Regions from separate parts of the Homo sapiens genome. Here region 1 is linked to region 2. The links are chromatin contacts, found by Hi-C or POLR2A ChIA-PET in ENCODE. All regions are on one chromosome and are shown on one strand. Each heading gives the region's core, a stretch centred on a gene start or an enhancer-like site at or near the end of the contact. The rest is flanking DNA. Distances are from core to core; before and after follow the strand shown. Region 1 holds the start of LINC01415 (long intergenic non-protein coding RNA 1415). Region 2 holds the start of TCF4 (transcription factor 4).

What was found. A loop is a pair of places that touch in the nucleus more often than their neighbours do. ChIA-PET counts read pairs that join two places held with the same protein, here RNA polymerase II (POLR2A). Pooled maps may share reads with other maps.
Region 1: a map of heart right ventricle shows a loop between it and region 2 (18-fold over the local background). The contact joins the promoter of LINC01415 here to the promoter of TCF4 in region 2. A Hi-C loop is called at or near these places in 44 of 168 maps with a recorded cell type or tissue (A673, B cell, Caco-2 and 20 more), 15 of 37 single-sample maps with no recorded cell type and 38 of 50 pooled maps. POLR2A ChIA-PET finds 5 or more read pairs at or near these places in 10 of 52 experiments (AG04449, AG04450, H1 and 6 more).

Annotation. Positions count from the first base shown.
Region 1 is chr18:55,779,405-55,783,937 of GRCh38, reverse strand. LINC01415 (long intergenic non-protein coding RNA 1415) reads left to right here and starts at 2,213. Exons shown (of 2, transcript NR_145452.1): 1 at 2,213-2,983; 2 at 3,908-4,533. All of the region lies in intron 2 of LOC105372130 (a long non-coding RNA gene), which reads right to left.
Region 2 is chr18:55,586,472-55,590,661 of GRCh38, reverse strand. TCF4 (transcription factor 4) reads left to right here and starts at 2,470. Exons shown (of 20, transcript NM_001083962.2): 1 at 2,470-2,624; 2 at 3,526-3,617. The coding sequence starts at 3,546. It overlaps LOC105372126 (a long non-coding RNA gene), which reads right to left and starts at 763. Exons shown (of 3, transcript XR_935479.3): 1 at 687-763. RefSeq lists an enhancer at 656-885.

The DNA of each region.
Region 1 (4,533 bases), core at 964-3,463, 190 kb before region 2:
TTGAATAGCTATACTTTAAACAACCTATGTTCACTGCCAGTACAGTTCTAGTGTGACTGTGTATGTATGTATGTGTGTGTGTGTATGTGTATGATATGCAAAGAAAACGCAAAAATATTTCTGAAATTTTTTATCTGTGTTTTTGGTTTTTTTTCTTAACATGATAATGAGAGATATTATAAAGCACACCTTTTGTCTTTAAAAAATAACCTCTTCATTGTTTAGATTAGTATCTAGAAATAGAAGATTTTAGAGCTTGCATGGATGGAATTAATAATCTTATCTTATTTTCATAATATTTTAAGCTCACCTTAAATCCTTTTGGGGTGGAAGTAGAGTACCATTAATACATAAATTAAAATCCTGAAAATGGCTCCTTCATTTGACAATTTTTCATTTAAGAGACATGGGACTTAGAAAATTTTTGAGATTTAAAAAAATCCCTCCAGATTATTATTTCAATTGACTCATTTAGCTAAGAACGACTAAAGATATCAGCACATTTGGGAGTGTGAAGATACTGAAGAAACAAAAGCCATTTCCTTTCTCCATGGAGCTTCCAATTCCGAGCCAGATGTAACATACGTGCATGTGTGGGTTTTATCAACTACAGAATTGGGCTCTCTACAAGAAGTCATTGGGTGTTGCAAACAATAAGTGCAAAAAGAGAAAAGGAAGCAATCTGTACAGGTGAAGAACTGACAGGAAAGAGGTAAGCCTCACCTATGACAAAATGAATTGTGGATGCTGGATCACTGAAGTAGGAGAGAGGATGGCAGTGCAAATCAGAGAAATGTCATTAAAAAGGGGGGGTGCGTGCACACAGTAAGTTGGGAGAAATAAAAATCAGAGAGTAGAATGAATTTGAGACTATGAACTAGATTAATTAAGATTTATGGTCTTGGCCAGGCGTGGTGGCTCATGCCTGTAATCCCAGCACTCTGGGAGGCTGGGGCAGGTGGTTAACCTGAGTCCATGAGTTCAAGACTAGCCTGGACAACATGGTAAAACCTTGTCTCTACAAAAAAATAAAAATTAAAATTCTAACAATTAGCCAGCTGTGGTGGTGCACAACAGTAAGTCCCAGCTACTCAGGAGGCTGAGGTGGGAGGATCGCTTGATCCTGGGAGGCAGAGGTTGCAGTGAGCCATGATGGCACCACTGCACTCAAGCCTGGGCGACACAGCAATACCCTGCCTGAAAAGAAAAATTAAAAATTAAAAAAAAAACTTATGGTCTTATGAGTGGGCTTTCAGTTCCATTTTTGGCTTTACAAGATTCCCACTCAATCAAAATTACACATACAAAATGGAGTGAAGAAAAGCTTTGCATTTACTTAGGAGGTGAAAGAACCATGATAATGTTGGCCCATCCATTTTAACTATGTTAGTGAACATTAAAGTTTGCTCCTTTAAGTGATTTGCCCATGTGTAGGTAGGGAATGTATTTCACACATCTTTTAGACTCTCCACTGTATGGACCAAGAGCAGGACTGACTGACTACACGTTGATAAATTGTTTCAGGCCACTATACTGGATATACTGAATAGACTGAGTGAAATCTCCCCGACGATCTTCACAGATGACTGGAGTCCACAGAAGTCCCTGACCCCCAGTGTTAAAGAGGCCATTACGAATACAGGTTATTATTAGGATAGGAGATATTGTCTGGAATTAAAGTCACCACCAGTCAAATTGGCTGGTACCAGATTCCTGTGATATCTTTGTGCTGTCAACACATACAAAGAGAAGTGTGTGAAAATTATTCAGTCAAAGAATAACTAGCCTAACAAAGGGAACAATTCTGGACAAAAAGTAATCCCGTTTGATTCCAAGAGTAATCCTGTCCGCAGGACAGCTTGGCAAATCCCCCACTTGAAATTTTGTTTTAGAAACACGTTCTCTGACAAGGCAAGAATTCCTCCTAAGATGACATACAGAATTCAGGCCCGAAGCCTGGAAGTCTTGCTCTGAGGCCCATCAGCATGGAAACAGGCCTTTTTAAAGGAAATAATCCAGATATTTTCTTTTTCCTGATGCCTGTGTAGACGTGTTTCCTTGCAGCTCCTTTCAGTTGGCCTGAATGCGGGAAAGCACCAGGGGGAGCTCACACATCTTCCTTCTTTTTCTCCCCCTCTTACAGAAGGTTGGCTCTTGTATCCTAGCAAAAGGGTGGGTCAAAAACAACAACATGCATGAAATGATTCAGAAAGGTAAACAAAGGCAATTCGTTCTGTAAAAATACTCTAGATTCTTTCTGAGGACTGGGCACTACACTGCTCATAGTGGGCACCTAAAGTCAGCATTCAGCCAACTCAGCGGGCTTTAAGATGGAGACTCTTAAACCTCCTGCATCAAAAAGACATAAGGGAATGTCCCTGAGAAGAGCCTGTGTCTCCTTTGAAGAGAGAGAGAGAGATTGATTCTGCCTCCTTGCAATTCGAACCGGCATTTTCCAGAACACTCCAATTTGAATCACAGTGGAGGGTCATGGGAGGGATTTGGCACAGGGGAGTCTTGGGTCTTTGGTTTTCCACATTGATCAATGGGATTGATTTTTTCTGTTTTTGTTTTTGTTTTAAAAGAAGAGAATTAGTTCCTTTTTCTGTCTCCAGGATTGAAAACATGAAGGCAAAGAAGAGAAACTCACAATATGTCATTAACTTTGGGTTATCAATATTAGTGGAAAGAATCAATGGTGCAAAGAATCCTAAAGGACTAGATAATCCGCATATTCGACTTCCTGATTATGTGTTACTGACACTAACATTTCAGAGTGTGGAGACCCTGCCCCATCTGGGGAGAGGGAGAGACAAAGACCCCCTGCTTCTGGTACTTGATTCACACATAATGCCCTCCATTTACTGCTTTCAAGAAATAACCTGTTTCTAATCTTAAATTTCAATCTACTGATCACAAAATCATAGAGATCTTAGCCTTGAAAGAGACTTCATGAGACCATGTGACCAACTTTCTGACGCAGGTGAGATATCATTGTTTTGCATTTTATTTTATAGAGGAAGTCACTGAGATTCAGAAAGGAAAATTAAAGAGGCCGGGTCTCAGTTGAGTGATTTTTCTCCGTAGATTAAAAAATCCATTCAGTATCCAGTTCCCCTTCCCCACCTACTCCTCCTAATAAGGCTGTGAATAGCGTTTTTTATATCCCAAGTCTAAACTTTGAGCCATTGGCAACCCTTAGGAGGAAAGAGATGAATCACAAGGGATTGTGGAATCATTAGAAATTGAGGTAGCTGAACATCTGGGGGAACGCTCGGCTTGATTCAAAACTCTCATCAAATGTGGTTTTCTCCTGGGTGGGAGGCCGCTGAGCCGCAGGGAAGCTGCGGGGCCAGCTGAGTAGCCGGCGGCCTGTTGGGTCCCCAGTGTCGCGCGACAGCACGACCCGAGACAAGGCACCTGGGGCTGGTGCCAGGCAGAGGCCCCGCGTTGCGTGGCCGGCGGCAACAGCGCCTGGCGGTCGGTTCCGGGCGGGGCTGCAGGCGCCGGGTTCCCGCGGCCGCGAGGCGGGGCTGGAGGGCGCTGCGGGCTGCGCGGAGGCTGCGGGAAGCGCGGGGAGCACGCGGAGCCCGACTAGCAGGGAGATCGCGTCGCGCCGGGCACAGGCACGGGACCCGCGCTCTAGGAGGGCGCAGCGAGAGGCGCACTGCGCACCCAGGGGCTGCGGTCCCGGCCGCCGTGCGGTGACAAGCTGACTCCCCGCCGCCGCCCAGCCAAGTCCGCGCGGGGTGCTGGCGGAGATGTCGCATGGGAGGCTTCTTCAACGAGGTGCAAATCCAAGCCACCTCGCCTGAGTGAATGAAGGGACGGCGCGGGGCGCGGGTGGGGTTCACCGTGACAAAAGCCCAGTACCTGGTTCAAACTTTTTTTTTTTTTTTGCCCGCAGGATTAGAACATCCGACATTAAAATGTCTCAGTGCAGCAGAATTTCCCAGCGACTTCGGTGGCGGGAGAGCAGCACCTCTCAGGCACAGCTGTGCGCATCCCTCGGGCCCCACCGACCGCACCATCTGACCGCGGGAAACGAAATCTGAGCTCAGGAATTTGAACTGCCCCACGCACGTTCGTTCCCGGATAAATCTCCTAGAGGACCGTGATTTTTCCACTTAGAGATTATTTAGGGAGATGTCCTGGATGGGACAAGTAGACAAATGGCGGCCCGAGGAAAATGCAGGAAACTCTACATTGTAGACGCTTAAGCACCAACTGTCTGGGCCCCGGGGCAGGGAACGGGAGACATTATCCACCGGAAACATCACACCCCCGGGGCTCCTGGCATTTTCTACATCAGTGAATGTGCCAGCGAAGAAGAGTGTGGGGAAATTTTCTGAACATAGAATTCATATTCCTGAAACGTTAAGTCGTGAAGTGGGTGCTTCAGCTGTCCCCCAGCTTTAGGATTTTAACCCAGCTTTGGTTTTGATCACCGAGAGTTATTCCTTATAATCAAATCAGCAAAAGCGTTCAATTACCTATTACTGGTTGAGAAAGATTCCGTTCCCCCAGCTCATT
Region 2 (4,190 bases), core at 1,221-3,720:
TGGCTAGGTTAGCGGTATCAGTTGATTTAGCAAGGAATTAAGAGATGAAAAGGAATTATTTCTTTCGTGGTGGCTTCATCTTTATCTGTATCCACTATAAAATTCGTAAAGTGGGCGTTATTTGCTTTACACAGACCAGAAAACAGGCTACAGAAGGTAACTGCTTGGCCAGAAATGGGTTGAGTCAGTCGTGGCTTATGGCACAAACTACATTTGAGTCTACAAAGCAATAGATGAAGGTCTTCGCCAAGTGAAGACTTTTTGGACTTGGAAAGTTCACACACTTCCAGCGCTCTATAAGAAGATAGGGTGGGGGAGTTGGAGGAGAGGACCCACATCCCTCTTCCAGCCTAGGACCAACTTGGCCCAGAGGCCTTTTCCCATGCCGCCCAAGGCTCGCTGAGAAATCTGGCTCCACACAGTGGGAGAACCCAGGGTCAGGCTTACTGTGAGTGAGGCCGGCCCAGTCTTTCCCGAGCCTTCCTCAGGGAGACCTGGGGGTATCTCACTTCCCTGCGGAAGTCTGTGGAGTTTAATTTGTAAATTTGTGCCGAAACTACACTTTTGTGTCAAAGAGCAAGGACGGCCAAGAAGCGGCAACACGAATAAGAGCGCAGGGAAATGGGGCCTGCGAACGACCTCGGCCTCGGGAACTCCCACAGTGCCGCCCCACGCGCGACGCCTACCCGAGAACAGCCACCCGCCTCCGCTCCCGGAGGAGGCGTGGTCGACCAGCACCGCCATCTTGGCCGCCTCTCTAGGCGCTCTGTTTACCACTCTATGGTCGCCTGCTCCCGCCCCGCCCCTTCCCAGTCATTGTCTGGAGGAGCAGCCGCGGCCGCAGCTCCTTCTCTTTATAAGCCCGCAGTTCCCGGATGTGAATGGATTACAATGTATCTTTCAGGGAAACCTATTATTATCAATGTGACTCCACGGGGGAGTCCATGGTGATGATGATGAGGAGGAGGATGATGATGATGAGACACCTCTAAACTTGGAACAAGTTTAAGACTTTATGAGAGAAGAAAAAAAATCACCAACAAGAATTGTTTGAGGAAAAATTATAACTATCCTGTGTTCATTTTTTTTTTTATAAACAATAAGAAAAAGTTGTTGGATTTTTTTTTAATGATTTCTTTTTTGGGGGAGGGAATTTTGTTGCAGTTTTATGGTGGAAAATGCAAAAACCAGAGCCAGGTGCATAATCTTGTAATCTGTGGATATCCCTGGAGCAGGACTGAGTACCAGTTAAAATACTTTTTGGGGATACACATGTGAGATACTAAGTACTTGCAGAAGATTTTTGTCTCTCTTTTTAAAGTCTCTTTCCTTGGAATATTGTGAGAATATTTGTGGCCATTTAAGGTAACGTTTCAATTTGCCGTCAGAGTAAACTGTTTGTAATTGAATTTAATTTTTAAAATGTCGATCCCGATGTTTTATTAAAACAAAAGGGACAACCTATTAAATAATTGCCAATGGGAAAAAGTGTGTGCATGCATTTTGTGTATGTACTCGCACATCTAGCAATACCAGGATTTGTAGAATGTGTGTTTTTTTTTTCAAACACACGTTAAAATAGCTTATGTTGCATATACCGGATAAAGCACGCTTGTTATTACGAAACGATAGAATTATGAAGCTTAAATTTTATCCTAAAAAGTGATGTGAAAAAGTATGTTTTAAGAGCATGCAGGGCCTATAATGGTAAATGTTGAATTAAAAACTTACAGTGCTGGCGAACAGGGACTTAGCGTGCCTAGGAACTCAAGTGCAAAAACAAAACAACATCCACCCCCAAAAATTGCCCTTTTTTTTTTTCGAAGTTTGCAGTTATACTATTCTGTGACTTAAAAGGGAGGGGAAAGAAAGTATGCAATTCAGATTTCGCCCCCAACGCAAAACTACCGAAACGAAAATCTCCCCAGGAAAATGTGGCTTGATTTATAGACGAAAAAGAAAAATATTGTTCCTCTTGGCAAAGTCTTTTTGCATCACGTGTATTTGCAGCCTAGTATAAACTTGCTTTGCCGTGTGTGGATGTGTGAGTGAGAGGGAACGAGAGTAAGAGAAAGAAAGAAGTGAGGGGATGTAAACTCGAATAAATTTCAAAGTGCCTCCGAGGGATGCAACGGGCAAAAACTGAACTGTTCAGGCTTCAGATTGTAACTGACGATCTGAGGAAAAATGAGGTGCTCGATGAATTTTCGTTTGTATTTTTTGGCGAGGCGGGGGAGGTGTTGAGATTTTTTTTTTTTCCCCTCGGGGTGGGTGCGAGGGGGATGCATCCTAGCCTGCCCGACCCGGAGCAAGTCGCGTCTCCCCGCCGGAGCCCCCCCACCCATTTCTTTGCTGAACTTGCAATTCCGTGCGCCTCGGCGTGTTTCCCCCTCCCCCCTTCCCTCCGTCCCCTCCCCTCCCCGGAGAAGAGAGTTGGTGTTAAGAGTCAGGGATCTTGGCTGTGTGTCTGCGGATCTGTAGTGGCGGCGGCGGCGGCGGCGGCGGGGAGGCAGCAGGCGCGGGAGCGGGCGCAGGAGCAGGCGGCGGCGGTGGCGGCGGCGGTTAGACATGAACGCCGCCTCGGCGCCGGCGGTGCACGGAGAGCCCCTTCTCGCGCGCGGGCGGTAGGTACCGGCGCCTGCGGGGCTCGGCGGGGCGGAGGCGCCCGGCGGCGCGGGGTTCGGGCTCGGCGGCCCCGCACGCGGCTCCGCGCCTCCCGCGCCGCGGGCTCCCGGCGCCCGGCGCTCCCAGAAGAGACACCCCTTCCCCTCCCGCCGCTTCCCTCCCCCTCGCCGCCAGCCCCCCCGCCCCTCCCCTTGATGCCCCCTCGGAGGGACCGAGGACTTTGCCAGGGGCCTGACTTTAATTTTTATAACCCCTTTCTTTCACAAATTAGGGTGCTGGACAATTAGAGGACCCGACCCTCCACTCCGCTCCCCCCAACCCTGTCACCCCACCCCTCCCCCTTTGGACGTGTTTTCACTCCAGAGACGCTCATCTTTAATTTCTTGATAGCTACTTTGAAAAGCGGAGGGGAGTGGTGTGTGCGAGTGTGTGTGCGTGTGCGAGTGTGAGTGTGCGAGGGGGGTGGGGTGCAGGGTGGGGGGAAAGTTGAGATCGGATCGTTCTCAGTAGTTTCTCTTTTCTCTGTGATCCATTCATTTCTCGCTCTACCTCCTGTTGCATAAAATGATGCGCTGAAGAGCGGCTTTTTTTTTTTCTTTCCCTGATTTGGTTTTATAGTGGATGTTACCAGTTTGATCGTCTCTTTGGAAATACAATATCGCTTTTTTTTTTTTTTTTTTTTTTTTTTTTTTTTTTTTTGCTATTGCTGCCTATTCCATCTTAAAAAAACAAAACCAAACCCAACCCAACAACAAGTCTCCCATCCCTTCCTCCTTTCCACCTTAATCCCACCCGCCCCCACGTCCCCACCCCCAACCCCCCAGTCTCCAAAAATCCGATTGTGTTTTCTCCAAGGATTGGGACTGGATTTTCTGATTGCGGTTATTTCCATGTTTCTAGGTTTGTGTGATTTTGCTAAAATGCATCACCAACAGCGAATGGCTGCCTTAGGGACGGACAAAGAGCTGAGTGATTTACTGGATTTCAGTGCGGTAAGAAAGAACGGTGGAAACTAACAACAGCTGTGAAAAAAACAAAACAAAAACCCAAACACTTCAGCTAGAAACCAGTAGGAATCTAAAGGACAGTAATAATTTTTAATTGGCTGAATCCTTGGTAAATATGAAGGTCTTTTTGACAAGTTTTTAACTATAATTTTGTGGTGTGATGGAAGATTCAGGCTTTTTTTTTTTTTTGAGTTTTATTACTGGCCTTCAATTCCCTACCCACTGATTACCCCAAATAATGGAATCTCACCCCAGTGGAAAGCAAAAATAGACACCCCTAAAACTAAACCACCCCTAAAACTTGGCCATGTCTGAACACTGAGACTACTAATACTTTGCACACTACTCTTCGTTTTATTTATTGTTTTTGGAAATGGAAAATAGAAAATAGGAGACCCAGTTGTCTCTTTAAAGTTTTAAGCTAATGATGCTTTGGATTGGTAGGACCTGTTCCTTACATCTTACCTCCTAGTTACATCTTTTCCTAGGATTCTTAAAACTAGTATGGATATGCTGAGCATACATTCTTTAGAACCTTTTGGACTGTTTTGGTAAATT